Regions from separate parts of the Homo sapiens genome. Here regions 2, 3 and 4 are each linked to region 1. A link is a loop called in an ENCODE intact Hi-C map of the cell type or tissue named here. Cell type or tissue: prostate gland. All regions are shown on one strand. Region 1 has its middle 25 kb from the start of BMPR1B-DT. Region 2 overlaps PDLIM5 (PDZ and LIM domain 5). Region 3 overlaps HPGDS (hematopoietic prostaglandin D synthase). Region 4 has its middle 46 kb from the start of PDLIM5.

Region 1 (8,000 bases):
CCCTGCAGTCTATACCCTCTGGGCAGAACATTGAAAGAACCCAGTGGCCCTGGCAATTTACTCAACCTCAGAAACCTTATATATGGAAATATATATTTCCATATATATGGAAATAATTATAAATACGCAGAGAGTTTTGGTGAGCACCAAATAAGGTTATATGACTATTAGCATAGTGCTTGCAATGTGAAGTAATTAACAGAATAAGTTATTTTTAAAATTTGCTGTAATTATTCTCATAATAAAGTGAAATTTAGTAATGCTCTATTTGCATATTTATATTTGCATCTCCTACTCAAGTCTAAGCTTCACAAAGTAAGGCATGTGTACTGTTTGGTATTTTATCCTCAATGTTTAGGATAGCATCTGACATTAGTAGGAGTGCAATAGGTATTTGTTTACAATAGAATGAGTGAATGCTTATCTGATGATTAAAAATACATGGGGCCAGTATCAGGTAGTTGAAAGAGAAATGAACTAGAACACAGGAGTCCTAAATTCTAGATCTGGTTCTGCTAGATAACCTTGAACTAATCACCACAACCTCACTGGACCTTAGTTTTGTTTTCTATTAACTGTACTTGTTAATAGACTGAGATTTCTAAAGCCTCTCCCAGCAATAACCTGTTGTCTACATTGGGAAGAGCTGCCTCTGTGGCCTTCAGTGTGCCCAATAGCTATTCTTGAAGTAACACGTGACGGCTTCTTTTGTTCACGTCAGTTAGTAAGCGGGTATTAATTGAATGTTACCACTGTAATAAGGCTGGGAAAACAAAGATTAAAAACTTATAGTTCTGTTGCTTAAAAACAAACAAAAACAGCTGGGCGCGGTGGCTCACGCCTGTAATCCCAGCACTTTGGGAGGCCGAGGTGGGCAGATCACAAGATCAGGATCTGGCCAACATAGTAAAACCCTGTCTCTACTAAAAATACAAAAATTAGCTGGGTGTGGAGGCGGGCACCTGTAATCCCAGCTACTCGGGAGGCTGAGGCAGGAGCATTGCTTGAATCCAGGAGGCGGAGGAGGATGCCGTGAGCCAAGATTGCACCACCACACTCCAGCCTGGGGGACAGAGCGAGACTCCGTCTCAGGAAAAAAAAAAAAAAAAAAAAAAAAACATGAGCAATACCAAAAAACCAGGAATTCAGTAAAACATGATACATCTTTTTTCACCCTATATAATGTTAACAAAATTATATCTATAACCCTATTACTATAAATATTTTTAAAACCCAACATATCCTATTATCTTATCTTTATTAGCATGACACCAAAAACCAGAAGGAATTTATGCTCTAGAAAACTACGGTAAGTTGCTCTTGAACAATACTTTCAAGATTTATTCTCACAGTTGATTCTTTTGACTAGATATTAATTTGTATTTCCAAACTGAATGACATGACTTTCAGTGATGTTATTCATAACCATAACACATATGAAGTTAATTTTTAGGGCTTGACAATTTAAGAAAATAAACATACAAATTTATTCTCTCAACCTTCAGAAAATAAAAAAGTAATAGCATCTGAAGAATTCTCATTCCAGATTCTTATCGTTCATGTGGAATTTCTGCCTGTGTGAACATGGCTGATTGAGATTACTGTATGTGCCTATTTGGAACTGTAAAGCAATATGCTGTTTCCTGTCCATTGTGTTTTATGGATATGGTCAATATGACAGCACTATTGAGGTTCAATTTCCTAGAAAATTTAGTAAGTCATGTTTAAAATTAAAATTAAAACTTACTCAAAGTAGTCTCAGAATAACAGAAGCAGCAGAGAGGAAACAGTAAATCAATTAAAGAAACACTGAGCCCAAGTTGTTACATTATCTTGGTTGAACCAGAAACTTAATCTTTCTGCAGTGGCTGACCTAATTGTACCACTAGATTCCCTTTCTAGTGGCAGAAAACTCTTCCCAGCATCCCATGTGGTAAAATGTATCATGGGGAGCTTCTTTTTCATTACTCTAAGAGTTAAAACTATTTTTAAATTAGCTTCATTGAAGAATAATTTACATATAATAAAATGTACCCATTGAAGTGCATAATGCAATCAGTTTTGACAAATGCACATAGTAGTTTAACCACCACCACAATCTTGCAATAGAACATTTCTAGGAACTACCTTTAAAAAATATCCATTTTCTATTCTTTCGTTTATTTTGTAAATGTTTAGAGCATCTATTTTGCAACAACATAGGCAATATGAATACCAGGCATGAATGAAGCATCTAAACTCTGGTCTCAACTGCTCATACATGTCAAAGCACTTAGAAAGCCCTGCTGGGGGAGGGATGATGGGAACCCTTCCAGAACCAGGGCCAGAAGATCAGTGTAGACTAGATAATTCCAGAAATCCATCCAAGAGGAAACTACAAGGAAATTTGCATTTATCAGGTACCTACTTTGTGGCAAGCACACTACACACGTGAGTTCTTATAACAAAATATTTTATGTAAGGAGAACAAGGCACTGCAAAAAAATAGTTAAAGGCTAAGGCTGTGAAGATGACTTGTGGGCTCCAATCCCCAACTCTGCCACTTACTGGCTTTGAAATCTTGGGCAAAGTATTAAACATCTTTGGTTTTTTGTTGTTTGTTTGTTTTTGCAACATATTCTTGCTCTGTTGCCCAGGCTGGAGTGTAGTGGCGTGATCTCAGCTCACTGTAACCTCCACCTCCTGGGTTCGAACCATTCTTCTGCCTCAGTGTCCCCAGTAGCTGAGACTACAGGTGCACACCATCACACCCGTCTAATGTTTGTATTTTTAGTAGAGATGGGGTTTCACCATGTTGGCCAGGCTGGTCTCAAACTCCTAGCCTCAAGCAATCCACCCGCCTCAGCCTCCCAAACTGCTGGGATTACAGGCCTGAGCCACTATGCCCGGCCTCAAACATCTTTGTGCCCAGTTTCCTCACATGAAACGTAATAATACTTCCCTCATAGGATTAGTACAGGTAAATGAGCTTGTACATGTGAAGCACTGAGGAAGGCACCCAGTATATAGTAAGAACTCCATAAATGGTCATGACCATTGTTAATGAGTTCTTATGCTAGACCAGTGTCTAGCATCTCACAGCTAGCAAGTTTCAGACTGTAATATGAACACATGTGTGTGAGACTCCAAAGCTCATGCTTTTTCCACATCTTGGTTGAATTAGAAAGTGGCAATGATAAGCGGGCAGGAGGGACATGAGTCTGTTCATCTTTCCTTCTTCCTTGAAATCCTGTTCTCTCATCCCCTCCCCCAGTACCTCTAAAATTCCTAACTGTAGTGATGCTGTGGAGCACACCCAGATCACCCTCTTCGGCCCAAGGCACCTATCCTTCCTTTCCCCTCCCCTGTTCTGGGGTTATAATTTAATAATAATTTGACTGTTTATGGCTCACAACTGCATCCCTCTCTGGGAATTATTTTTGGTCAAAGGTAGCTGCCTCACCCAAGGTTATGTCCCATCCTCAGGGACTGCTTATATCTAATCACCATTTTATGTGAGTTTGAGTCTCCAGGCTCTCCTGCTTTAACTCAGGACACCTCTGAAGGGCCATCCCACTTGCAGAGCTCTCTGTGGGATCAGCAGAGGTCTCTGTTGCCACTGATTCCTCTTCCCAATCATGCTTTTCTTACTCCCTTACAAGTGCTGCTCCAGGAGCATGAATCAATAATCCTGCTACATGCAAACCTCCATCTCAGCATCTGTTTCCAGGAAACCCAACCTAGGACTTGGTACTGGAAGTATTCTTAGGAGGCAGCTCTGCAGTGGGGCTTTGGAAGGGGCTCAGCAGACGGAGTATCAAAAGCTCCTGGCAGCTGTAGCAGTTCAATTGTTCATGAGAGGTTAAGGAGTATAGGATACCGGTGGAAAGGAACGCTCTGAAGGATACTATTGTCTCAGGCATTTGAGAAGCATGGAGGAAGTGGTGCTTTTAAGGACCATGGAATTAGATGTCTGTTGCTGGGTATTATTGATGCATTAGAAAAAAGACAATGAAGACAATGGTGATTAATCACCAACTTAAGAAGTGCAAGTTATAGACTGTCCTTGGCTGCGTATAAAGAGGTTCATCTTCTGCAGCTAGAGGGCAGAAAAAGCTAAGCATCAAACATTAGACTTAATTAGAAAGGGGGTGAAGTCCAGAAGTTTGTACTCTCAAATCTGATTTGATTATCACACCTTGATTGGAAAGGACCTGGGACTTAAGAACATCTGGGTCAATGCAATCAAGAACTCTGAAATCTGAGTCTGCTGAACCCTTTGAGCCTGAAGAAGTGGCCCACTCCTCTCTGTTGAAGACTAGTTGAAGGCTGGCCCTTATAATCTTTCTTAAGGATGTTGCAGAAGTCTCTACCTAGCAAGATAAATACACTCTGGCCTGTCACAGTGGCTCACGCCTGTGATACCAACACTTTGAAAGGCCAAGACAGGTGGATCACTTGAATCAGGAGTTCAAGACCAGCCTGACCAACATGGTGAAACCCCATCTCTACTAAAAATACAAAAATTAGCTGGGTGTGGTGGTGTGCGCCTGCAATCCCAACTACTTGGGAGGCTGAGGCAGGATAATTGCTTGAACCTGGGAGGCGGAGGTTGCAGTGAGCTGATATTGCACCATTGCACTTCAGCCTGGGCAACAGAACAAGACTGTCTTCTCAAAAAAAAAAAAAAAAAAGAAAAAAGATAAATACATTCCAGATGATGGGAAATAATCCTTATGAAGGTTGAAGGTTCAGGAGCTTAAAGTTTACAGTGACTTTTTTTTAAGGACATATAAGGCTATCCCCTCAAAAATAAAGGACAAATTATTGCATCTCATATCTGCCACACCTAAGAAAGAAGGACAATGCTTTTAGTCCTTTTAAGATTTTGGAGACAGCTTATCCACTCTGTGTGTCACCATACTCCTTCTTTATACTCTACATCCTGTGATGCCCCATTTAGGATCCTATGGTAACTAGTAATGTATCTTCACATTACATATGTTTAAAAATACACAATAAAGTGTTTTAACCAATATGAAGAAAATAAGGTAATTTGTAAAATTAGTACATATCTTGACATGCAAATACTTTGATTTAACTACACTGAAAGACATAAGTAAGTATTGTAATCAGATTTTTTGAACCTATATCTTTAAGGTTATTGAACCTATATCTTTGAACCTATCAATTGTGATAATTACAATATAGATTGATACATAGTTGAGTTACTCAAATACCAAGGATATTATCAATTATATGGTTTTTCAAAATGGTGATTAGCTCTTGGTAAAGTTTCAAACATTAAAAGTGCAATTATGGCCAGGCGCAGTAGCTCATGCTTGTATTCTCAGTACTTTGGGTGGCCAAGACGGGTAGATAGCTTGAGGTCAGGAGTTCGAGACCAGCCTGGACAACGTGGTGAAACTCCGTCTCTACTAAAAATACAAAAATTAGCTGGGCATGGTGCCAGGCACCTGTAATTCCAGCTGCTTGGGAGGCTGAAGCAGGACAATCACTTGAACCCAGCAGGCAGAGGTTGTAGTAAGCCAAAATCACACCACCGCACTCCAGCCTGGGTGACAGACTGAGACTCCGTCTCAAAAAAAAAAAGAAAGTGCAATTATTTATCAGGTACTTACATTACTGGAAAAAAAATCAATGTATATTGAAACCTTGAAAATAAAATCCTCTGTTTACATATAAAATAGAGTAAGCTTCCACATTCAGTTAATTATAAACAGATTTTTACCTACTGTCCAGCAGGAGATTCAAAAGACGTGCAATGTTAATTAATTCTTAATTGTATGGAAATGTTTTTTCATTGAAGGATACTAAATGCCAATAGTACTTCCAATCATTGTGATAACCAAAAATGCCCCCCTTTGAGGAAGTACCTATCCTGATAAGAACCACAGCTCTAATATGTCTGAATTTCTCCTGTTTCCTTTGCCACTCATTACATGCTAGTTTCTCAAGGTATCAGCTGTCTGTTAGTAACCCCAAATCCATATCTCCAGCATCATTATCTTCTTAAACTTTAGATGTGTATTTTCAATTTTCTGAAGGATATAGAATCTGAAAACCTCACCCATACATCAGACTGAACCTGTCCACCTCATTTTGTTAACTTTTACATAAATCTATTTATATTTCTGTTGTCTTAATCTGTGCCATTCTCATATACTCAATCATGCAAGTTAGCACCCTGGGTATCATCTTTGTTTCCTCCCAACTCTTACTCCCACATCAACGCAATCAGTAAGACCTTCTGATTTTGCCATCATCTCTCCATTCTATAACCATTGCACGTCATACAGAAAACAGTAACCTAACAACCAGAAGAAAATAGCTGGATTGTAAATGTGATCATGTTATCTTCCTGATTTAAACTCTTCAGACAGGACTAATGTCTCTTCTGTGTTCATAAATAACACCTTGCATGTACTTCAATCATTGCCTGTGCCACATTGTATTATAATTACCTGTTTGTATTTCTGCCCCACTAAGCTATAAGCTCCCTGATGTCAGGAATTGTGTTTTATTCAGTTGTACATTCCCAGGGCCTAGCACAACACTGGATGCAGCACAACAGTCAATAAATATTTGCCGAATGAATTAAAGATCCATAAGAAACCACAATACTAATGATTAACTTAATGTGAGTGAAGTAAGGTGTAACTTAATTATAACATACAGATTTGGGTGGCGGGGCACGGTGGTTTATGCCTGTAATCCCAGCACTTTGGGAGGCCGAGGCAGGTCAATCATTTGAGGTCAGGAGTTCGAGACCAGCCTGGCCATCATGGTGAAATCCTTTCTCTACTAAAAATCCAAAAATTAGCCGGGCATGGTGGCAGGCACGAATTGCTTGAACCCAGGAGGCGGAGGTTGCAGTGAGCTGAGATTGTGCCACTGCACACCGCCCTGGGCGACAGAGCAAGAATACATCTCAAAAAAAAAAAAAAAAGAGAGAGATTTGGGTGATGATCTTTACATTATCAATGAAATTATTGACTACCAAACTATCATCCTTTGAAATTATTTCAGGACAAAACAGATATTAAAATAATTTTAATACATTCTTTACCTCACATGAACAATAACAAAAGGGTTGGTCTGATAACTTGATGAACTTATTTTCTCTGTTTTAACAGCTTCTTTAAGCTGTTAAAAAATCTTTTCTAATCAGAAAAGGAAAATGGCTTTCCTGATTGTCCTTTTTCTCATTTATTTAAAAATAGTCATTAAATAGCAACCATGTGCCAACCAATGTGTCAAAAAATGAGAAAGGGTGGGTATGGTATCTAAGATCTGGTCTTTCTTTTGAGGTGTTCAAAGCATGATAGGGGAAAGAGTCATGTAAACAAAATCCCTAAGCACTGTGGCAAGCGTAACAATGAAGTTATGGAAAAAGCATTATGAAGTCACCAAGAAAATTGTGATTAACAGGTCATTGTGGGAAAGATGTTATCTAGGAGCAGGCTTCCTAGATAAAGTCACACTTGAATTTGGTTGTGTTGTTCTGTCAGTCAGGTTAGGTGAGGTTATGCCATGGTAACAAACACCACCAATGCATCCGTTGCTTTAATACATGCGCAAGTTTTACACATCACTCATGTTACACATCCAATTCCAGTTAGCAGGAAACTACTGCTCAGTACAGTCACTAGGAGCCCCTGGTGACAGAGACTTCGTCTCAACAGGTAACTTCATGATAGCTGGAGCAGCGGGAGAGAACTCGGCAACCCTTGCCCTTGAAACTTCTGCCAGGAAATTTCTGCCTGATGAATACAGCACATCTGCTCACCACATATTGGAAAAAGCAAGTCACATGACCACATCTAATTTAAAATGGGATGGGAAAAGAGCGATCTTACCAAATGCCTGAAAGCAGGAGAAACTGACCATTTGTAAATGACCCTAAAGATCACCAGTTATTAAGGATGAACAAGACTGTGTTACATGAAGAAGAGAAGGAATAGCAGGCACAGTGTCACAGAGTGTGTTGTGATGAAACA
Region 2 (8,000 bases), 110 kb after region 1:
CAACTAATATCAATATATGTTTTTATTTTCCTCAGTAGAATGCCTGCCTCCATGGACACGTTTAATAATATCCACTAATTTCTTGTCAACACCAGGGACATGAGAGTAAACAGGGCTCAACTGGGAGTTGTGTGTACACACAATTAAAGAAAGTATGAAGGTAGCATTCTAATATGCTATAAACTGAATACAATCCTCCACGGGTGTTTTAACAGAGGATACATAGGTACTCTATAGGGAGTCAAGTTCCCAGAGAGGGCAATGGTTAAAACCAGCAGCCCAGTTAGGTTAAAGTGTAAATACCCTGCAGTCACCCTGCCCAGGGAATTCTCTCCAAAACACTGCCACTGCCCAGGGCAATATTCATTATCTATCTCCAGATTGGATTACCTGAATAACTTCTTAAATGGTCTCCAGGTCTCCAACCTTAATCTCTACAATGAAGTCATGATGATCTTTTAAACACATTAATGCTATAATAATCTTTTAATAATGCAAGTCTGATTTTGCCACTTCCGGCTTATAAATGTTTTAATAGCTTCCTTTCAGCATCAAGTCCACACTCTTACATTCAAAACCCCCATTAATGCAGCCAACCTTCTCTCTGGGCCACTAGACAGTCTTAAACATACTGAACTACTTGTCTTTCCTACCCGAAGCCAAATTCTCTCAGTTTTTGCATATGTTGCTCCCTCTCCAAATCGGCCTCTTCCTAAAAATGTTCAAGGGTCGTTGACTACATGCTATTTTGTTTTAGGCACAAACATTAAAATATTGTTCCTGCATAAAATAGGACTTCACTATAAACAAATACATATTTTACCTCAAGATTGTATCCTCAGAACTTTAAGTCTTTTTCTTCCCTTTCCACTGATCCACACCTCCATGCCTCTGAACTGGGACTCATAGTTTGATTTGACTCTTCTTTGCACCTTTTTGATGATTTCTATATTATATACTGGTGTTTTGCATCCGAGCTAATTTGTCCACAATGACAAAATGGGCGATCCCACATTCCTAATATTTCCTCTGCATTCCACTGCTTGGTTCCTTATATGCAGTAAATTATCACATTTTTTTTAGATGGGGGTCTAGCTCTGTCACCCAGGTTGGAGTGCAGTGGCACAATCCTGGCTCACTGCAACCTCCGCCTCCCAGGCTCAAGAGATCTTCCCATCTCAGCCTCCCGAGCAGCTGGGACCATAGGCGTGCACCACCATGCCCAGCCAACTTCTTTTTTTTTTTTAATTTGTGGAGATGGGGGTCCCGCTATGTTGCCCAGGCTGGTCTCAAACCCCTGACCTCCAGCAATCCTCCTGCCTTAACTCCCACACTATTGGGATTACAGGTGTGAGCCACAGTGCCTAGCCCTCATACTTTTGAGAAAAAAAAATTCCTATCATGGGGCTTTACAACTGTTATTATTTTTTAATTTCCAAAAATAAATAATGTATTACTAGTTATGGTACTGCTCATGTTCACGATCTTAATTCTGAAGAGAGTTAAATGCTTCAAGAAGAGTGGAGCTCCCTTCTCCTTAGCAACATGCTTATTTTCTAATAGCAGCCTTTGGCAGACAGTGCTCCCACCTTTTCAATGACTGTTGTGGGAATTTCAAGTTTGGCAGGAGGACAGAACAATATCCTGGCAGATGAATTCTGCATCCTTCAGATCGTATGATGTCCTAAATAAGACAACTGACTTCTCTACCCACTCACTTTCTCGGGGACATTTACTGAGGGCCTATAAACTGTGCCAGGCATTGTTTAGATGCTGTAAAACAGATCAGTATGACTTGGTCCCTGTCCTCAAAGGAATCTAAAAACAGTCGTAAAAGACACCTATGTAAACAATTAAAATGAACAGGATGAATGCTATAACAAAGACATTATTGAAATTTTGTAGGAGTATTGAAAAAGAACAGGTAACAAGAGGGCTCAAGAAAGCTTCACAAAGGGGGAACAAGCTGGTCTTAAAAGGTAAAGAGAAGTTTGTCAGGAGTAGAAGGGATGGAAAAGCATTTCAAATAAAAGGAGCAGCTTGTACAAAGCAGAAAAGTGTGTGCCAAGGAATGATATGAACTCATGAACTTCAGTGTGAGTGGACTATAGGGAACAGTGTTATAAAATGAAGCTGGAGAAGAAGGTTGGCCTGAGATTGCAAGGGGACCAAAAATTCTGTTAAGAAGCTAAGCATTTTGACCAGCAGCAGACAGCCCCAAACATTTTCAAGCAGGGACATCACATGAGAACCAGTTTTTGGACAGTAACAATGTAAGTTATTAATGCCATCAAGAAAAGGAATAAAGGCATAGAAAGTTAACCTCTGAGTATCCTCTAAGTATCTGCAGCCTAGTTATATCATTTGATTTCACAAGAATGCTATAGGAGAAGCTTTTAAGGTCTTTATTTTAATAGTTAAAGAAATGGAGGCCGGGCGTGGTGGCTTATGCCTGTAATCCCAGCACTTTGGGAGGCCGGGGTGGGTGGGTCACGAGGTCAGGAGATTGAGACCATCCTGGCCAACATGGTGAAACCCCGTCTCTATTAAAAATACAAAAATTAGCTGGGTGTGGTGGCAGGCACCTGTAGTCCCAGCTACTCAGGAGGCTAAGGCAGGAGAATCACTTGAACCTGGGAGGTGGAGGTTGCAGTGAGCCGAGATTGTGCCACTGTACTCCAGCCTGGGCGACAGAGTGAGGGAGGAAGGGAAGGAAGGAGGGAAAGGTGAGAAGGAGGGAGGGAGGGAGAGAGGGAGGGAAGGAGGGAGGGAGAGAGGGAAAAGGCTCACAAAAATGCTAACCTTCTGAAATTCATACCTGCAAAGGGCAGGCATTTCTATTTTGGGGGGCCACCACCAGTCAGAAAACTGGCTCAATGAACAACGGGTCCAGATCTATCAAAGCATTGCTTATATTCTAATGAATTATTCATTCTCATTTTGTATATGATTAAACTAAAATTAGAAAACTGATGTGTTCCAACACAGAAAGGCTCTTCATGACTTTATGACTGAATTTGTGAAAAACATTTCATTACATTTGTAAGATAGTAATATTTTATACATACATTTGTATCTAATGAACTAAATTTACCTAAGCTGCTATCCATAATTTAAACAGGAACGCATAAACACATGATGAATCCGCTATCACCTTCTAAATCAAAAGACTTTTTCATTTGCATCAGGAAGCTTTTGAAACTATTTATCTAAGACTAAGAGTACATTCTGAGATGATTTTGTTGTTGTTATTGTCTTTAAACTATGGTATACCATTGTGTAGGGCAGAAGAATTTGAGTGGCTGGGAATTTTGTTTTTATTTTTAAATTTTCCAAAATAGTACAAAATAAGTTAACTTTGCCACAACGTAATAACTGAATAAATGCCTGTTTATAGCACCTGGAGCAAGATAAATAAGAACTCAGTAAATATTTTCAAAATTGAGCTAAGAATTATGATGTAATTCAACTGTGACTTCACAACAGGAAAACATTCTTTTTATAATTTTGTTTTATAATGTTATATAATGTATAATGTTTTATATTGTAGTTTTGCTCATATAAAATTCATTTATATTTTCTAGAAAAAGCATAATGTTTTAAACACTAACCATGTGACTCATTATTATAATTGCTAATATTGGCCTACTTTGATTATTCTCACAAATTTCATTAGACTTGGAGAAAGCACTCCATCGCCCTCTTGTGGTAATTTTGCTGTACTATATTCGCCAAGAGTTCAAAAAAATGAACTTTTTCTTTCCACTTAAAAGGCAGAGCAGTACTTTAACCATAAACTTCTGAACTTCCAAAGGCCGTATATAAACTTTCTGTCCTCCACTGTCCATATACTTTGTGCCTTCTCTTCGGTTTCTACCTCAGAAATTTAGTCTTTTCGTTGCTTTTTACAAAACATTCTCCTGTTAGCTTCCAATTACCATACCAATAGCATTTTTCTGAAAATTACTTTCTGTATTCAAATGCACAAAGTAATTACAGAAAATCTTCATCATCATACATAGGCTTTAAATAAATAGAAATAACTCAAAAATGTATGGGGCTGAGCTTAGCATTTTTTCCCCAAAAGAATAGATCATGGTAAGTCAGTTAATAGTCCAGAAATTTCAGAGACTAATAATATTAGACTAAGTGTTTTTTAGTAGTCCAGAAATTTCAGAGACTAATAACATTAGACTAAATGTTTTAAGTTTTTAGAAGTAATGAAAGTCTTTCCTCTAAAATAGTCTAACTCATATGCCATGGCCTGTCCTCTTTCCAACACAATAGAAATACTTCTAGCTTTTTTTTTTTTTTTTTTTTTTTTTTTTGAGACAGAGTCTCACTCTGCCACCCAGGCTGGAGTGTAGTGGCACCATCTTGGCTCACTGCAACCTTCGCCTCCTGGGTTCAAGTGATTCTCCTGCCTCAGCCTCCTGAGTAGCTAGGACTATAGGTGCCCACCACCACGCCTGGCTAACTTTTCTTTTATTTTTAGTAGAGACAGGGTTTTACCCATCAGGTGATCTTGATCTCCAGGATGGTCTCGATCTCCTGACCTCGTGATCCGCCCGCCTCAGCCTCCCAAAGTGCTGGGATTATAGGCGTGAGTCACTGTGCCCAGCCACTTCTAGCTTCTTAGCAAAATTAGTGACATGTTAACACATGCCACTATAAAATAGACTGTATAAATAACGTTTTCTAAAAATAATTTATAAATAATTTATTTAGTATCTAATATATTTAAACACTGTGAAAAATACAAAAACAAAGATGGATTCCTACTTAATTAACTAAAAAATTCACTCTTACAAATCTCAAAAATATTCTTAAAAGAATAATGAGTGACCATTTTTTTTTTGGAGACAAGGTATCTCACTCCTGTTGCCCAGGCTGGAGTGTAGTGGTGCAATCACAGCTCACTGTAGCCTCAACTTCCTGAGCTCAGATGATGCTCCCACCTCAGCCTCCCAAGTATCTGGGACTACAGGCTCATGTGCCACCATGTCTGGCTAATATTTTATATTTTTAGTAGAGATGGGGTTTTGCCATGCTGCCCAGGCTGATCTCAAACTCCTGGGCTCAAGTGATCCTCAGGAGCCACCGCACTCAGCTATGATCAATTCTTAAAGCTATCACATTGTGAAAAGTGGCCCCTTGGGTACTCAATCAGCATTCATCTCAAAACTGATGAAGAACGACTAGAAATTAGAGGGCTAGGTGAAGAAGTACATTCTGTACAGAGTGGTAAGAACTTTCAAAAGCATGGTAGTATGCCATGTCTTGGAAACTGAAGATGGTTTAGTGCAACCAAGCACAGATTATAAATTGGGTGAAGCAGGAGATGAGGCTGAGAAGTTAGTAGGGGCCAAAGTATAAAAGGTCCTAAATGATTTGTTAAGGAAGGGTGGGATAGTCAAGCATCCACAGCAGAGGAGTAAAGCAGCAAATCAGAGTTTGAGAAAGATCACTTGCTGCTGGCCAAGCATGAGAGCTCACACCTGTAATCCCAATGCTTTGGGAAGACAAGGTGGGAGGATCGCTTAAGCTCAGGAGTTCGAGGGCAGCCTGGGCAATATAGTGATATTCCACCTCTACCAGAAAAAAAATAATAATAATAATTCCCAGCTACTAGGGAAGTTGAAGTGGCATGATCACTTGAACCTTGGAGGTTGAGGCTACAGTGAGCTATGATTGTGCTACTGCACTTCAGCCTGGGAGACTGGGCAACAGAGTGAGATCCTGTCTCTCTTTTTTTTTTTGAGATGGAGTCTCGCTCTGTCGCCCAGGCTGGAGTGCAGTGGCGTGATCTTGGCTCACTGCAAGCTCCACCTACCGGGTTCATGCCATTCTCCTGCCTCAGTCTCCCAAGTAGCTGGGACTACAGGCGCCCGCCACCATGCCCGGATAATTTTTTGTGTTTTTAGTAGAGACAGGGTTTCACTGTGTTACCCAGGATGGTCTAGATCTCCTGACCTCGTGATCCGCCGGCCTCGGCCTCCCAAAGTGCTGGGATTACAGGCGTGAGCCACCGTGGAAAAAAAAAAAAGAAAAAAAAGAAAGATCACTTGCTGTAGTATGGAGGTATGGGGGACAGACTGAAGGAGGGGAAAGGAGACAGGGAAATTAGAAGTCATTTGTAATGAAGAGGTCATGAATCAAAGCAATGGCTCTGATGACACAGAGAAGAAATTTGAGAAATAATAAAAAGTAAAACCATTAGATGTTAGTTACTGTGAGAATGTGGGGCGTGGGGTCTAAAAGTCTACATTCTAGCTTTGGTGACTGAGTGGATGTGCAATTCCCAGAGATAGGAAATGGTTATTTTCAGACATACTGGATTTGAGGTGCCACCAGGAGATGGCAAATAGATCACTCAGTTGGAGAGAAAGATCTGTAAATTATCGATAACTAAGTAATGAAAGGAACCTGGATGAGAGATCACCCAGGGAGAGCATAAAGAGTGAGAAGAGATGAAGGCTGAGTCTGAGATTAGCAACATTTAAGTACAGTCCCATTTTCCTGTTAAAAGGGGTACTTTTTTTTACATAATCATAAACTTTGTTCATGTTGGGAGAAATAGGAAATGATTTAGTCTTTCTTCATTTTGCAGATCAGAAAACTGAGGGTGTCAAAGAGGTTATGTGACTTTATTTAAAGCTGTTAATCTGTAGAAGTCAATGAGAACTCAGGTTTCCAAACTGAGGCCAGGCAGTTCCATCCTGCTGCTCAAATGCTCTTTCTAGTACTGTGTCCTTCTTCCCCTATGCTACATAAACTGTAAGAACAAGAATTGGAAGATGCTTTCTTCAGTAATTGTTTGATGGCAATAAATGTTTCTGTGGTTGTTATTTGTACATATCATCAAAACTAAAATGTTATATTTCCAAGGATAACCTTCCAACAATATAGTTGTTATTAAATAAGACCCAAATTTACAATTTAACACATGCTTCCTATTCTGGGAAACAAGGAAATGCCCAATCCTACAATTATGAATAGCAAATGCGACTGTATCAAATACACACAAAGAATGTTTATGAGATGTCTCAGAGAGAAAAATAGCTATAGTTTAATCCTGATAGTCCTTTCTAAATCTTAGGTTATTGAGAATGGGTTTTACCAGTGAATTCTACCATATATCCCAGAACACATTTTCATAATGAAACTCATTACGAAAAGCAAGACGCAAGAGATTTCTCTGGGCTACCTCCTTGGTTTGGCCGTTGCCAGCTTGGTGACTTGATGACGCCAGTGGATCCTACAGGCTTGAAGGCAGCTGCAGCTGTGAGGCTGGTAACCCCTGGTCTGCCAGAGGTTGGGCTGTCCAGGCTCTCGGGCATGCTCCGTGTGGAAGCTACCGAGGAAGCCAACTGCGGAGAAGGCTCCTGAGAGTTACTGTAAAGGAAATAAAGAAACATCTTTGGTGAAGTGGTAGCAACGTAACTCAGCAATAATCCTTTCTTTTCAAAATCCATTAATCAATCAAAATCCATTGATTAATCAATTCTTTAGAAAAGAAAATCTTTGAAGTCATGACTGAGGGATTGCCTCTCTTTAAAACTGAAAAAAAGAAAAAGGAGTCAGATTGCATTTGTTTCATACTTTGAAAATTCTTTCTAAAAGGTCTACCATGAGAAATTAGGCTACTGAAAATTTACACAGTTAATCATTTTAAATGATAAAAGTCTCCCTGACACCTCAGCCCTTACCAGTTACTCTTTTTCTTCTTCTACTTTTTTTTTTTTTTTTTTTTTGTAGACACAGGGGTCTCACTATGCTCCTCAGGCTGGTCTTGAACTCCTGGCCTCAAGCAATCATCCCACTTCAGTTTCCGAAAGCACTGGGATTACAGGTGTGAGCCATCATTCCCAGCCCAGTTACTCCTTCTACTCACATACTCACTCATTCATAAATATTTAAGCACCTACTATATGCCAAACGTTGGTTGTGCTATGCACTGGCCACAAAACAATAAACAAGAAACAACCCTTGCCTAACAG
Region 3 (8,000 bases), 430 kb after region 1:
AAATAAATATGACTTCCTCTGATTGACCAATTGTAAATGATTTCTCAGGACTTATGATAGTACAGGTTAAGCATTCCTAACCTGAAAGTCTGAAGTCCAAAATGCCCCAAACTCCAAAACGTTTTAAGTACCAAGATAACAGCACAAGTGGAAAATTCCACATGTAAGTACTTAACACAAACTTTAGCAAATGTGCAAAATTATTGAAAATACTGTATAAAATTACCTTTGGCTATGTGTATAAGGTGTAAATGAAACATAAATGAATTTGGTTTTTAGATTTAGGCCCCATCCCCTATATATCTCATTATGTATATGCAAACATTCCAAAATCTGAAAAAGTCTGGAATTCAACACAATTCTGTTCCCAAGCATGTTGGATAAGGGATCTCAACCTGAAATAACAATTTTTCTCTTACATAGTCATCCTTTCTGCTTCCTTTTCACCAAGCTCCCAATATTGTGATGTGAAAATTTTTTGGTTAATTATCCTGTGATTAGTAGGCTATGCAAATAATGCACAGAACTGTGCACTGTAGTATGCTTTTATATTTTCTTTCTCACTTTTCTTCCTTAAAATTAGTAATTGCTTTCTTTTGCTTCTTTTCACTTTTACTGCTGACTTTCCACAGTATCCAATAGCCTGCCAATACGATTTTCCACAAGGTCAACGTAGTGTCAGTTCATCTGTTATTTCCAATATTTCTTGGAGCGCTCTCTAGGAGACTTCCATTCTTTGTGGAGTTCTCCAGGTTTTCTGCACAGCTGTCATCATTGGAATTCCCTTTGCTGTTATTCCAGTGATGCCATTCTATGGAGCTGGAGTCCTGTTCCTGGATGCTGCCTTCTTTCTTTGTTTACTCCATTGTTTATTTGGGGGCACATCCTCTAGTATTCCAAAAGTTAAAATGAAGGCTTGATGACAGCAGATATGATTATGACAGATGGCATGGATATGTCTATCTTGTGAGTCACACTGCTTCGCTCTGGTATGGTTGTCCTAGATACTTGGTCACAGTTGTCATCCTGAGATCTTTATTATTACCCAGGATTTTTTTTTTTTTTTTATGTTTTCCTGGGTTCATTCTCCTGTTTTCTTTCCTTGCTTTTGTGGAACAGTCCTCTAAGAGCTTACTGGTCATAGGAAATAAAAGTTTGGGGCTTTTGGGGCCTTATTTGTTTAAAGATGTTTTTATTTTATTCTCAAACTTGTTTATAGTTTGACTGGGTGTAGAATTCTGATGAAAGTAGTTTTTCATTAGTATTTGAAAGGCTGTTGAGAAGTTTGAATTCAATGTAATTACTGACCTTTTGTATGTGACCTATTTTTTTTCCACTCTGAAAGATTACAAAACACGTGCCCTTAGAGTTCTAAAATTTTGCAATGGTGAGTCTTGGTATGATCTTGTTTTCATCCATTGTGCTGTTTCCTTGGTGATTCCGTTCAATCTGGGACCCATGTCCTTTAGTTCAAGGACATTTCCTTTAATTCTTTCATTAATGATTTCCTCCCCCTTTATTTTCTTTGTTCCATTATAGTAGAATTCCAGTAATTCAGATGTTGGTTGGCTCTTTTCCTATTTCCCGTCTCTTGGCTTTTCTGCATTACTTTTAGAAAGCATTTCTCATCAGTCCTTGAGTTCTAAATTTCTGATATTGTGCTTCTAAATTTATAAAAATTCTTAGGCTGTTTTCCGCTAAGAATGGGGAAGGGACAGCTGTCTAGTAATGTAAAATGAAGAACATCCCATGCTAAAACCGCTTAATAGTTTTCCACCAATCCTCATTTTATCCCCTCCCAAACCTCCTTAACCCCAGTTCTAGACATATCCGGTCATTTCCTGAGCCATTTAAGGATTTTGTGTTGTTGATAGGATTGGTTCTTGGCTTTCCCTTCACAGGTGCCATTCACCCATCTGCTTACTAGCTTCAAATTTTGTTTGCTCTTATCTCCTCTCTTTCCACTTCCTTGTGGGTTCTATCTTTTTAAAAATATTCATTACTGTGGTTTAGAGATGAATGCAAAATGATATATATTTGTCAAATTATTCATCTTTATGCAGAATTCTAAATAGACGTCTTTATTACAGCTTCTAGTGGTTTCCTTTAGGACGCTCATCACAGTCTCTATTTTAAAGAGACTGGCAGGTGGTGTGTGATTACTTGTTTGTTGTTTGTCTCCTCAAGCTGGATGCATCGTGGGGTAGGAATCATGTCTGTATTATTCAACTGATCCCCCACCGCCATCACAGTGCCTTTTACATAGTAGGCATTACACACTTGTTGAATAAGTGATCAGAACCACACTCATCAAATGCACACCATGTGCCTGTGTTACTCTCAGCTCTATGTGTTATCTCAGTCAGCCCTCCTCCCACTTCAAGATAAGTGCTTTTTATTGTCATGCTCACTTTCCAGATGAAGACACTGAGAAACAGAAGTTACAGAGTTGCCCAAAGTCACACAACTGACAGAACTGTGAACTGAGCCCAGACAGCTGAATTTAGATCCCATAGCCTCATCACCTAGGTATACAATTGCTTAAATTAGTAACTAATTTAAGCATTCCTTTAGAATGAAACTGCTGTTATCCTCATCTTCCAAGTAAGAAAACAAGAGTTTCATGTAGTGTAAACAACTTACCCAAAATTGTTCAGCTAGAAGTGGTGCAGAAGGAATTCAAATCGTCACTGACTCAAACCCCAGGTTCTTAACCACTGGGTATAATACCACAGTGCAAGCAGCTGTTCAAAACAGCTGCGCATGAATATTTATGTACATGTTAAAGCTAAAGCCTATAGTCGAAAGCCACAGCACAAATAGCAGGCAGTCTTATCAATTTACTTAAGCACATATTTAAGCACATACTATCTACTTAGTATTTATTGTAAATACTATTTAATTAGCACCTTCTGATTTGAATAGAGATATCCGGACACAAAAGTATTTACATTGACTAACTCCATGATATAAATGTAAGGTGTGTAGGGTCTGCCCACACACACACGTATATATATAGGCCTAGCCAGGAAATAATGAAGCTCAGCTTTGATGATAGAAATACAACTTTTTGACATAAGTACATTTAGGCTCTGGAGTCAAACTGCCAGGTTGAATCCTGATTCCCTTCTTACTAGCTGTCACTTAACTCCCTATTTATAGTTCAAACTCTTTGTAAAGTGGGAATACAACAGGCTCTACTTTGAAGTATGTTGGCAGGATTAAATGTTAGCATATGTGCCTATGGCTAGGTAGGAAGTGTTAAATATTAACTATTATAATTAATAGTGTTATATACTTTGGTGTTAATTGTTTTTACTATTTGTCAGACATGGCATCTGTATTTTACATATCATTATAAATGTAGAAACAGATGCTCTCCAATTTAGAAGTGTCTAAAGATTTTTGTTCCATGTACCAAACACCCCCCTAATGTGCAGTCTATCAATTTATCAGTTTGCTCTTCTCTACTTTTCTATTTTCTACCTTTCTGTGGCTGAGGCTCCATAACAGAGACCACCTCCCAGAGGAAAATATTCTTCGAACATTTATGATAAGAGTAACACTCTACCTTTGTATTAGAATAACAACTCTCTTACATACCACCAATTCCAAAAAAACAATTTCAAAGGACACAGCAATCCAAGTTCATGATTAAATCATACAAAGGCAGAACACGTTGCAGAAACATTGCTGATAGCTATAGACTATCTAATTAACAAGCAGGACTTGGCTAATATATAATGAAAAATGCACTGTTCTGTATTTCATTTCTTAGACTGTTGGTAGTGGGCTACATTGCTGCCATCTTGTGGTCAGGTGAAAATTTCAAAGGCAGAATATTGATGCACTTAAGATGGATAGTGAATATATTCTTGTCATATACACCTTAAAAATCTACCAAATACACACAATTTTACAGTATTTATTACTAAAAATTCCATTTCCAATAAAAAAAGAATTAAAAGCAAAAGATGCCTTTGGATATTGGTCACCATGACAATCCTTGAACTCACCATTAGTGTTACTTTGGTTATTTAATGTATCTGTGTTTCCATTTCCTCATCTAAAGAACAGGATGGGGAAGAAGAATGAGAAGGCCTGAGGACATTCTGATGTCGTGGTTCCAACACAAAATAATTTTGGTAGTGCATATCTGAAAATGCTTTTGAGAAATATACGAACCTCTCTAAAAGTCATTTGTTAAACTTTCATAGCAACAAATTCTCAGGGTGAAAAAACCTCCTCTGAAAAGGGAGGCTAGAAATTTCTGAATCCATCAAGTAAAGGAGTGGCTATCTAGGATGGATCAGGAAATGTGTTTTTTAAAATATATCTGGAAAAAAAAAGAAGTGTAATCAAATCTTATCTTCTTTATGTTATTTTGGTTGATTGTACTTTAAAATGAAACTTAAATACTAATTACACTGTTTATTAATTTACATTTCATTAGACTGAAATAATTCACCAAACTTACAAAGACAATCTGGGCTCAAGGAGAAGTCAGTAGCACAGATATAAGAGTTTTATTTGACTCTGCATATACACAAACATTGGTGCACCTGAAGCTCTGGAAATGCACGTTAGAAGAACAGAATTTGCCAGGAGTGCACACAGGAGTTTTTGGAAAGTTGTCCAACAATCAAATTGGCCATTACTTTTCTGACTGATGCCAACTGAGGTGAGCAGATCTGTGGCAAGCACCACATGGTTATCGACTCACTGCCCTTCAATGGGATTACAAATTCTGTGTAAGCAGCAGAAAGACTCATAACTAATGTTTTCTTTAAAACTATGAACATACTGACCACAGAGCACTTTATAGAACAAGGGAAAGAACATAAAGTCAAAATAATGACAAGCTTTATAAGCTTCGGTTTTTAAATCTGGCAAACATATGTAAGTACATGTTGAGTATCCCTTATCTGAAATTCTTGGGACCAGAAGTATTTCAGAATTGGGGTTTTCTTCAGATTTTGGAATATTTGCATTATACTTACTGGTTGAGCATACCAAATCTCAAGAACCGATATCTGAGATGTTCCCCTGAGCATTTCCTTTGGGCATCATGCGCATGCTCAAAACGTCTTGGATTTTGGAGCATTTTGGATTTTTGGACTAGGGAGGCTCAACCTGTATGTAAGGATGCTTTTGCAAATTGTATTCTAAATATAAGGCATTATGTTGTGGTAGTATATACCATCTAGCTAAGTCATAATCATAACAGCAAGTAAATCAGCAAATTGGTACAGTATCCACTATCTGACTTATCTTAATAAAGGTTGGATTTCATTATAGATCATTTAGACATATTAATAAATGATATATACATTTTATATTTTTGAGTTTGGCTTCTATTTCATAACCAAGACTCAAACAGGCAGAATTCTTATATATAAACAAACATCTCTTATCAAGAAAGAGGCCTTGAGTAAATTATTTGGTCTTCAGAGCTTTAAGTAGAAAAATGATGACAATTAAAAAAATGGATGTTTTATATATATTTTCCTAAGGATGTTAATTTTTAAATAATATTTGTTTATATATCAAGAGGGGATAACTAGATGATGCATTTTGTAGATGATATTCAAGATGGACAAATCTGATAATGAGGCACAATGGTAGTCCAATGAGAAAATACATAAAGGCCCAAGATCATGATTCATTATAAACGCAATAGTGAAACGAAGAACTGCCAAACTAGAAGAGTCTAGCCTTACGAAATAAAATAAATTTCTTTACCTTCAGTTACATTATTTAGCTTTAAAAAAGCTAGGTTAAGAAAGAGGGAAATTTTAGGAATCTAAAAAGACAAGAGAATCATTTCACTTTAGTAAATTTAAGAAAAAATAAGATTTTGTGGGTAAAATATTTAGTCATTATACACAAAGAAACTAAGAACTGGTGACACAAAACTATTTTTTTAATCCATGAGCAATAAAGAGATGACTCACATCTATAGAGAATCAGACCTAAATCTCCATGTCATAAATTTGAATAAAAAATCTAGCTACTTCTCTTTCTTCTTGAATTCATGTGGGAGAATAAAGATGGAGAAATCTACTTCCTCCTCAGATCATGTTACTTTTCTTCTCATTATTCTTAAAGTGATATTTTCTCCTTCTCCTAGGAGCAGATGTTCAATGAGCTGCTCACGTATAATGCGCCTCATCTTATGCAAGACTTGGACACATATTTAGGGGGGAGAGAATGGCTTATTGGTAACTCTGTGAGTATGTTTTATATCTTAAAAAATTCAAGCAAATAAAAGGACAAACCAATAGAAGTATAAAAACTTACTGAAAAAAAGTTACCTATAGGGAGGGGATAGAATTTACAGCAAGAACAAAGGTTAAACTTCTTTAAATAAACCTTTTTAAAAAATAGATTTGACTTTGGAACCATATTTTATATAATTATATATTGGCAGCGAAAACTTAAAAAGCTATCCTAAAAATCAAAGCAAAGTAAATGAACCTAACTATGCAAAAGAGGTGCATAGAGAACACACAGAATACATATGTACTCTACTAGAGAAGAACTATTTCAAGAAGTATCATTTGTAAAACACACTAATCTGATTATACATCTAAGACAGATATCTCTTAGCTTAGAACAACAAAAAATCATATACTATTTTCAGTAATCATATTGTTGGTGGTACTACAAACTATTGGTATTTTTTTTCTGGTATTATTATAATTATATTGTGGGTACAAAAATAAATTGTGTTGATGTCACTGAGAACCAGGATCTTCAATGTGGGAGAACGGAGATAGAGATGTAAGGTGAGTAAGGTCAAGTAAATATCCATTCCTGAACTTGAACTACAGCTAACAGTATAAACTCATATGTATTTTATATCAGGATAAATTATGAAGCATTTTATATCTCGATCAGTTGGAAAAAGTTTGTCTTCATGAAAGTATTCCAGTTAATAGATAAGAAAGAAAGACTGAAATAAACTATCACCACTTTCCAACCCCAGAAAAATTAATTGGCGTAGGCATGGACCATCAATAATCACAAAAAAGTTAGACAACCAGATACTAGGCACACTACCACCTAGTAGTCTTGCCAAAAAATTCAAATCTAAACCTGATTACAAGTTGTGGTAGGTGGAGGTCTCTACCTTCAGGGAGACTGCATTTTGGGAGATAAGACTGCTTTTTTGTAGCATGCTGACACTCTGCTGTCTGCCCTGTTCAGCCCTTCTGGGTGATACAGAACTACATTTGCCACATCTTTATTCTCAACTTTCAACCTCTTCACATACCCCTTCATTTCTTCTGACTCCCCTCATAGCCTTTACTAAAATGCTCCTCTCCCTGCCCTATTGAAAAATTTCTAAGAATTTATTTTTCATTTTCTATTAAGATTCCTTTGTAAATGATGTTCTGATCTCATCTCTGGGCACTCTCTCCCTTCTTCACAGTGCTCCACACTGGTGTGTGTGTCCCTCAGACCTAACTCACATTCCCACTTAAGGGCCTTTACGCATTTCCCTATACCTGGAACGCTTAATCCCCAGATTGCTCACTGCAGGTCTTAATCTTTTTTTATATTTAAGCCTGGGCTTACGTGTCACCTCTTAAAAAGTCCTCTCTGACCATGTCATAGTCCATCACATGACTTCACTTTTTTTTTTTCCTAACCCCTATCATTTTGCATATTTGCTTTTCCCTTCTAAAATAAAAGCTACATGAGAGAAGGGCTTGCATCCTACCTTGCTCTCCAGCACCTAAACCTGGGCATGGCACACAGTAGGTGCTTGATAAATATTTGAATAAATTCTGGATTTATTCTGAATTCTGAGTCTTCCAGCCAGTAGCTTCTCTTGGCTGACAGATGTTTAATAAGTTCCTGAGGCACTAGCAATCAGCTTTATTAAATTCTATACAAAAAGAAAAAAGAGTGGGCCACATTTAAACTTCACTCTTTGATAATCATATGGAGCCAAAGTAACAGCATACAGATTAGTTTCTAACACAAAGATAAAA
Region 4 (8,000 bases), 330 kb after region 1:
TCTTTGATAAAATTGAAGTTGTAGACATGTTCTTTTTCTGCAAGCTTTAGCATTGTTTATATGTAAGGAGTGGAGAGCAACAACAACAAAAAGAAGTGTAACCTTATCTTTTTCAAATAAAATGGGCTATGGGGGTGTTTTTGAAAGGTTATAAAATATTATTCTCTACCTCTACACAGGAATGTATTCACATCATATACATCAGAAATGGCAAATTAAGGTTCATGGCAAGCGCCAATTGATTTTCACTGATTAATTGCTAGTAGCTGCCTGAAGCATCATACTGAGGAAAGTTCAGAGGTTTAGTTCAGTTTCAGGTAGAAAAAATGCCATCCTTTCAACATTTTCAAGAATTAAAAAAAAATGAATTTAGAGGAGTTATGGTCATGCTTGGCAGGAAGAAATAGTCTAGTCAGCACAGAGATACATGTGTCACCCACTAAAGAGTATTATTATTTTGGATAAATAGACTAATTTAAAAAAATTAAAGGTCTCTAAGATGTTTGGAAAGGCTGTTATATTAGTCACTGACAACTTAGTAGTAATTAATTAAATAATCTAACTTCTCACTGAGATCAGTTGAGCTGTGGGAATGGCATGGGGCATGATTATGGGAGAAGAAAAGGAGTGACAGGTTGTGGGCAGGAGACAGCAGAAGGAAAATGTAAAATTCTTTTGAGAGACTTTAGCTCCATAGATTGCCAATGTCTTATCTAGGTCACTGATGAAAATGTCAGACAGAACCAAGCCTTGATTTGACACCTGCTAAACATTATTTATGTCCTAAAGCTGACATCAAACTATCTGCAACCATTCTATTTATAAGTTTCCTGAGCACCCTTCTGCGTTTCCAGATCTAAAGTGCAGTAGCGCTCTCAGCACTTAGCTGATAAATTTGCCTGAAAATACAGTGCTCCGAATTAGCATAGGAATCTTCTTTCTGTGACTCTGTGTACTTTCATCTATAATTTAGGGGGTGGTGGAAATTGTATGAGACAGAGCTTGAAGAGACTTGTAGTTTAGCTGTAGCTTACCCTAGTTAATTGTGTAATTTTGTGCAAATCACTTAATCTCTCCAGACCTCAGAAAATGAAGGTTAACCCAGATCAGCACTTCCCAACTCTGGCCTCCAAATTCCAGAGAGTTCTACTCACTGACGAGGGCCCACAGATGCATACGTAAACCAGACTTGCCAGTGTGAAAGACTGTGGAGTTAGCATGTTCAAAAGAGGACCTTGTACCTAAATAGATGGGAAGCACTGGTGTAGGTTCCAGACAAGCTTCTATATTTCTCTGTCAGCCTTTGACTCATAGAACCCCTTTCTGTATTTAACAAGAATGTGTATATTTAACAAGGATAAGAACAATCACTTCTGTTTTGTAGAAAAGTAGCAACACATAGAAAAGTATAATTAATTAATTTTCCCTATCTTACATGATGGCTTCTTAATTGACATAGGAATTGAATGCTGTCTTTTGAGTAAGTTTATTTTCTTCAGTTTAGTACTGTATAGGATCCTATTATATTTAATATCTTACCTTGATAACAGTTAAACTAGCATGAATGTTTAATTAAATTAAATACATAACCATTTTATTTTATTTAATTAAAATGTTGTCCTTCAGTTGATCACTTCCAATGAGAAGCAGGGGCAGAATGTATGTACAGTAAGTGACTTTGGTACAAGATAGAATTTGACTTTTCCCAGAATTAAGTGGTGGAGTTTCACTGTCAGCTAACATGAGCTATGGAATCTTGGCTCTCTTCAGAGCTACATGACTCCAGATACTCTTTTAATATGCCAGGAGATATTTAATCTATGATGTCAAAACTCACAGGAAATTCAAGCTAAAGAATGCATGTTACGTACTCATTAGGACACCAGAGAAATTTTTTCAGGTCATACTGACACACTGTATGTGGAACTGACGTCTTTGAGAGATCAAACTTTCATGGATATTTTAAAAATGTGAACCCTGGTAAATCTTCACAAGAAGATCATATGTAAGCAGCTACACACAAACTTAGATTAGGTTTGTTAACTGATGAATGCCAGAAACTGTGGTCTTTCTTAATTGTATGCAGAAAGATACACATTTTCCATTTCTGAGAGTTTGTGATGTATTAAAAAAAGTCAAATGAGAAAATAGGATGTTTCCATCTTAAAACTGGATGTCTGGTGGGATAATACACAAATTCAACAATTCCCTCTTTGCACACCCCAGACCTTGTGGGGTACGTAAGGGGTAGACCATGAGTTTACATCAGGGGTTCATGAACCTGCTTAGGCAATGAGCCTTAACTGTTAACTGCTAAATATTATATTTTGTATATTTGTACTTCTATCTATCTTTTAAATGTACGCTGTTGTGGTTAATACAATACTAATTCATTAAAAGGTGTTACTGAAATTATAGTATCTTTTTTATACTATCTTTTTGATGTTATAGATATATTAACCTCCAATTTTAAGAGCTCAAGAATTATCACATAGATGTCTGTGAAATTTTGCTTGTAAAGGGTCCTCATTTTGAAAGGTTGGGAACCACTCTCTTAATGGATTCGGGGAAAGTGACAGGCTGCTGGAAAGCTATTTTCGGCAAAAGGGCTCTCTTGTCGCAGCTGCCTGTGTGCTAAGATAAAGGGCAAAGTGTGACTTGAGAAGAAGCAATCTTAACTAGCGTTTGCCAGGCCACAGACTAAATTTTACTTGTGTGCATAGTACTTGGTGTGAGAAATGACATCTCTCCCAAATCTCAGGTGTCAGCTTGTTTCAAAGTTATTTGGCCAAAATAGCAATAAAAATACAATAGGTTCTAAATATTCTATTCAAGCTCACACTCCTAGGCATTATATTATACCTCCGAGTCACTGGGATTTCAAGGTTAGTGAAACAACATAACAGATATTTGCTGTGGGAGGAAGAAAATAATCAAGTATTAGCTGGAAGAAATACTGAACAACTTTAGGTGTAGGAAGTTTCGCATAAGAGAATCTAGTTATGGCAAGCGAGGAGGCTACCGCCCTCTAGTGGTGTCCTTTCTACTTCTCAGGTACTTTAGCATATCCCGGAGAAGTTGCCTCTTTTACTTATTTTTTTTTTTCAAGTTTACCATCTATTGCCAATCCCATCTTCACATCACAAAAGTCTTTCATTTACCTTGTTAAAAGGCACATATTCTCATTGTATTTTTATGTATTGGTGGGTTGTGTTCGTTGCTATAAAAAATTTTTACATTTAACAAAATGTAAAAGGTACTAAGATAGTTCTAGTTCTTACTCCCGAAGAAGCCTGCAATATAGGTGATGATAAGTACAAAGATAAAATTTATGGTACATCTTTTCCCATCAAGGTCAAAGAGTAATTATATATATATACATATATATATGTGTGTGTGTGTGTGTGTGTGTGTGTATATATATATATATATATTTTTTTTTTTTCTGGGACAGAGTCTTACTCTGTCACCCAGGCTGGAGTGCAATGGCATGATCTTGGGTCTCTGCAGCCTCGACCTCCCTGGGGTGAAGTGATCCTCCCACCTCAGCCTCCCGAGTAGGCAGGGCTACAGACACGTGCCACCACACCTGGCTGATTTGTAAAATTTTTGTAGAGATGGGGTCTCGCTATGTTGTCCAGGCTGGTCTTGAACTGTAGGCCTCAAGCAATCCTGCCACCTTGGCCTCCCAAAGTGCTGCAATTATACGCATGAGCTGCTGTGCCTGGCCAGTAATTGTATCTTATTTACTAGAAAAATAATCATTTGATCTTACATGCTTGACTCACTGGTCATTGGGATGATTTTCAGTATTTTCAGCTGCAATTTTTAAAAAAGAAAATCATAATGGGAGAGGAGTTACGGTGTTAAATAAAACTAGTGTAGGTGTGTGTGATGGGGGAGGATGGCAAAGGGAGAGGAGAAGATTCCTGTCTGAGCCGTGTCTCTTATTTACACCTGTTCTTAAACTGTCATATTTATTTGTTGCCTTGCTTGTAAGAAGATGAAAGGTGGTTAAGCTGTCACTGACAGGTTTATTTTCCATGTATTAAAATGACATGACTTGATTAATTGTCGGTGTAACGACCTAATTATTAATGAACCTGCTGTCATGTACATGAGTGTCCAGAAAAATGTCTGGATTCCCAGTCGATTTATATCTTACGACTTCAAATTCTTTGATCTCTAAGGGTGAAGTGTCTGCTAGGAACAGGAATAGAGGTTTTAGAATTGTTTCTATAACCAAGATCAGTAAATTCTCATCGTGTAAGTGAAAGAGCATCATTTGTACTAAATACCACATTCATTTGTGCATCCACATATGATAGGGCTGCGTAATGGCAGCAAGAGAATCCTAAAACAAGTCACTCTAAAAGATTTCAGAATATCCCTAAACATTTAAAAAATTTTGCCCATGTCTAGAGTGAGTCTTTAAAAAAAAAATATATATATATATACATATATATACTTAATTTTAAAATATTTTTAGAGCCTGGTCTGTGAAAAATATTTGAAGGTAAACTGACTTAGAATATGGTCTGACTTTGACCTCATAAAGTTTCTGAGGAAGTTAGTTGATTTTATAGGATAAATATGAACTGATTGTGTGATATTACAGGGAAAAAAATCCAATGTAGACATTGCCTGCATTAATATAAGTATGGTATTTAGATCAGTGCTGTACTCTACCCTGGTCAGACACATGTGAAATACTCTTCTCTATTATGGGCATCAGAGTTTAATGATATCGACAAACTACATAGTATTCAGCAGCAGGAAATGTGGGAAGCCATATGAAGAATACTTAAACTGGGGAAATTACTTCTAAAATACGAAAGATGTAGTGCTGTTTTAGCTCTTTTCAAATATATGAAAGACTGTGCTGTAAAGGGAAAGGGGATGTGGGAGGAAAGAGGTATTGAGTCTAAATCTATCGTTTTAAAGTTTCATTATTTTCTATGTGTAATTTGTCTTGAATTTGTTCCTTTCCATTCCTCTCATGTAATATGTTTCATGTATTTGTCCCAGTCCCCCTATTTTCAATGTTTGTACTTTAATTTGGATTATTGTATTAAATGTATATCTGGTTTTTACTGCTCATCCCTGCCCTCATCCAGCTTTAATTCTGATACTAAATGATTCATCCTAAAATATTCTTGATATCATGAAAGTATAATTTGAATTTACGTCTGACGTTAAAATGTCCTCATTCATAATTTATGCTGATTTTACTTATTTAGTCTTATTTTCTAGAATTCCCGGTGGGCTATCTACTATACTTAAGTTTGTTCCTTCACTATCCCACACCTGTCATGTTCTTTGTCATCTGTGCCTTTTCTCAGGTTGTATCCCTTAACTACTCACTTCTAAACCTCTGTCCAGAGATTCCTCTTAATGCATCAAATTCCTGTCTATTCTTGGAGAGCCATTACATGCCATTCTTTCCTTTAGGCCCTTCGTAAACTATTATAGCCATAATAATTTTGTCTCATAATTCCTATAGCCTATTTTGATTATACCATAATTTTTAATACTTGATTTTTTAGTAAGATGTGGCTACAAAATAATACCTATTCCATGACATTGCTCATCGATCTCATTCTAGTCAAATGTTATACTTTTAGAGTATTTTGTTGCACTAATGGCCACGATTTGTCCAAGCCTCCTTGTATCCATGACCTTGGATAGATCCTCCTATAATGACTCTGGACCCAGCCATTTGACGTAATTTGGCCAAAGAGACAATAATCAAATGTGATACCAAAAAACCTGAAAAGTGTTATGCACTGGGGCTTGCCTTGTCTTGCTTCTTGTGAGAACCCTAAGACACTTAAATGAAAAAGTTGATGAAAACATGTAGCCCAGCCATCTCTGTCTCCCAGTTCAGGGCCAATACTAACCAAGAGCCAGCACCAATTGCAAGACACATGAGTGTGGCTGTCCTAAGAACCACTAACCCCCAGCCAACCCAACCAGCAGATGCAGCTGAATGTCTGAGCCCAGGAAAGACCAGCAGAAGAACTGGCCAACTGACATTGCCAGCTGGCATTGCTAACTCACAGAATTGCTAGCCAGAAATATAAATGTTGTTTTTTTCTGTCTAGCAATTTAAAACTGAGGACAGTTTAAGAGTGGCTTATTTTGCTGCAAAATATAACTAATGTAAGGGTTATTTATTAGCCAGTTTTTACTGGGGTATTAGATTTGCTTCAGCTTCTATACTGTGTGTAATTTTAGGACAAGAACCATGACATCTTTTCTAAAATTTCAAGATTTTAGACAGTGCTAGGTTCATAACTGATATTTGATAAATAATAATTTTAATATTGTTTTCTTGGTACCATGAGGATGAGATTAACAATCTTTACACACAATATCACCTGAATTTTCTTTTCTTTTCTTTCTTTCTTTTTTTTTTTTTTTGAGACAGGGTCTCACTCTATTGCCCAGGCTGGAGTGCAGTGGCATGATCTCAGCTCACTGTAACCTCCGCCTCCCGGGCTCAAGCGATTCTGCCACCTCAGCCTCCTGAGTAGCTGGGACCACAGGCACACACTACAACACCTGGCTAGTTATTTTTATTTTTATCTGTAGAGATGGGGTTTCACTATGTTGCCCAGGCTGGTCTTAAACTCCTGAGCCTAAGTTATCTGCCCACTCCCAAAGTGCTGGGATTATAGGTGTGAGCCACTATGCCTGGCCATCACCTGCATTTTCTAATTTTAGGTAAGATAAATCTTTTTGAAGAGGTCAAAGGACATGAACAGATACTTTTCAAAAGAAAACATATAATGTGGCCAACAAGCATATGAAAAAAAGCTCAATATCACTGATCATTAGGGAATTGCAAATCAAAACCACAATGAAATACCATCTCACACCAGTCAGGATGGCTATTACTAAAAAGTCATAACAAAATAACAGATGCTGGCAAAGTTGCAGAGAAAAGGAGATGCTTATACACTATTGGCGAAAGTGTAGATTAGTTCAACCATTGTAGGAAGCAGCGTGGCAATTCCTCAAAGAGCTAAAAACAGAACTGCTGTTCAACCCAGCAATCTCATTACTGGGTATGTACCCAAAGGATATTAATTGTTCCACCAAAAAGATGCATGCACGGGTATGTTCATTGCAGCACTATTCACAATAGAAAAGACATGGTATCAACCTAAATGCCCATCAATGGCAGATTTGCTCATGAAAACGTGGTACATATACAGCACGGAATACTATGCAGCCATAAAAAAGAACAAGATCATGTCCTTTGTAGGAACATGGATGGAGCTGGAGGACATTATCTTTAGCAAACTAATGCAGGAACAGAAAACTAAATACCGCATGTTCTCACTTATAAGTGGTAGCTAAAAGTTGGGAACACATGGACACAAAGAGGGAAACAACAGATACTGAGGCCTACTTAAGGATGGAGGGTGGGAGGAGGGAGAGGAGCAGAAAAAATAATTATTGGGTACTCGACTTAGTACGTGATGAAATAATCTGTACAATAAACCCCCATGACATGAGTTTGACTATCTAACAAACATCTACATGTACCTCTGAACATAAAATATAAGTTTTAAAAAAGAAAAGCCAAAAACAACAAAAAAAGATAATTTATTTTTCTTTAAAAAGATATGGAATTCATGATATGCATATACTGGATTGGACCTCCAATTTTTAAGAAGTTTCCGTAAAGAACAATACTGAGGCAATTGGCAAGATCTGAATGTGGGATGCATATTAGATAATAGTAATTCATCAATGTCAAATTTCTTGAATTTTGTAATTATACCATGATGCCGTAAAAGAAAGATTCAACAAGATACCATACTAAATTTACTACTAAGTGCACATATATGTACATATACATACATATATATGGAGAGGGGAAAGAGAAAGAACAGTTACAATGAAATGCTAAGAATTTGGTGAATCTTAAGTAAAAGGTAAAAGATGAGTTGTACCATTCTTGTACCTTTTCAGCACATTTGGAATTTTTA

The links. Peaks named below come from ENCODE experiments on the same cell type or tissue, not always from the same donor. Only the 100,000 strongest peaks of a DNase experiment are listed, where the experiment ranks them.
Region 2: a loop joins it to region 1, with 5 times the contacts of the local background. A loop is called at or near these places in 21 of 110 quality-filtered maps.
Region 3: a loop joins it to region 1, with 6 times the contacts of the local background. A loop is called at or near these places in 11 of 110 quality-filtered maps.
Region 4: a loop joins it to region 1, with 3 times the contacts of the local background. A loop is called at or near these places in 6 of 110 quality-filtered maps.

What each region holds. Positions count from the first base shown.
Region 1 is chr4:94,728,059-94,736,058 of GRCh38, reverse strand. No RefSeq gene overlaps it. Among named protein-coding and RNA genes, the nearest start is that of BMPR1B-DT, 25 kb to the left of the region's middle. In prostate gland, a CTCF peak has its summit at 4,073; no DNase peak of the experiment used is centred here; H3K27ac peaks cover 425 bases.
Region 2 is chr4:94,617,399-94,625,398 of GRCh38, reverse strand. It overlaps PDLIM5 (PDZ and LIM domain 5), which reads right to left. Exons shown (of 13, transcript NM_006457.5): 8 at 7,208-7,395. Among named protein-coding and RNA genes, the nearest start is that of BMPR1B-DT, 140 kb to the left of the region's middle. In prostate gland, a CTCF peak has its summit at 3,721 (motif pointing left); DNase peaks (open chromatin) are centred at 1,688 and 3,718; H3K27ac peaks cover 6,802 bases.
Region 3 is chr4:94,300,375-94,308,374 of GRCh38, reverse strand. It overlaps HPGDS (hematopoietic prostaglandin D synthase), which reads left to right. Exons shown (of 6, transcript NM_014485.3): 5 at 6,131-6,229. Among named protein-coding and RNA genes, the nearest start is that of HPGDS, 38 kb to the left of the region's middle. In prostate gland, a CTCF peak has its summit at 3,819 (motif pointing left); a DNase peak (open chromatin) is centred at 3,802.
Region 4 is chr4:94,401,896-94,409,895 of GRCh38, reverse strand. No RefSeq gene overlaps it. Among named protein-coding and RNA genes, the nearest start is that of PDLIM5, 46 kb to the left of the region's middle. In prostate gland, a CTCF peak has its summit at 3,016 (motif pointing left); a DNase peak (open chromatin) is centred at 3,015.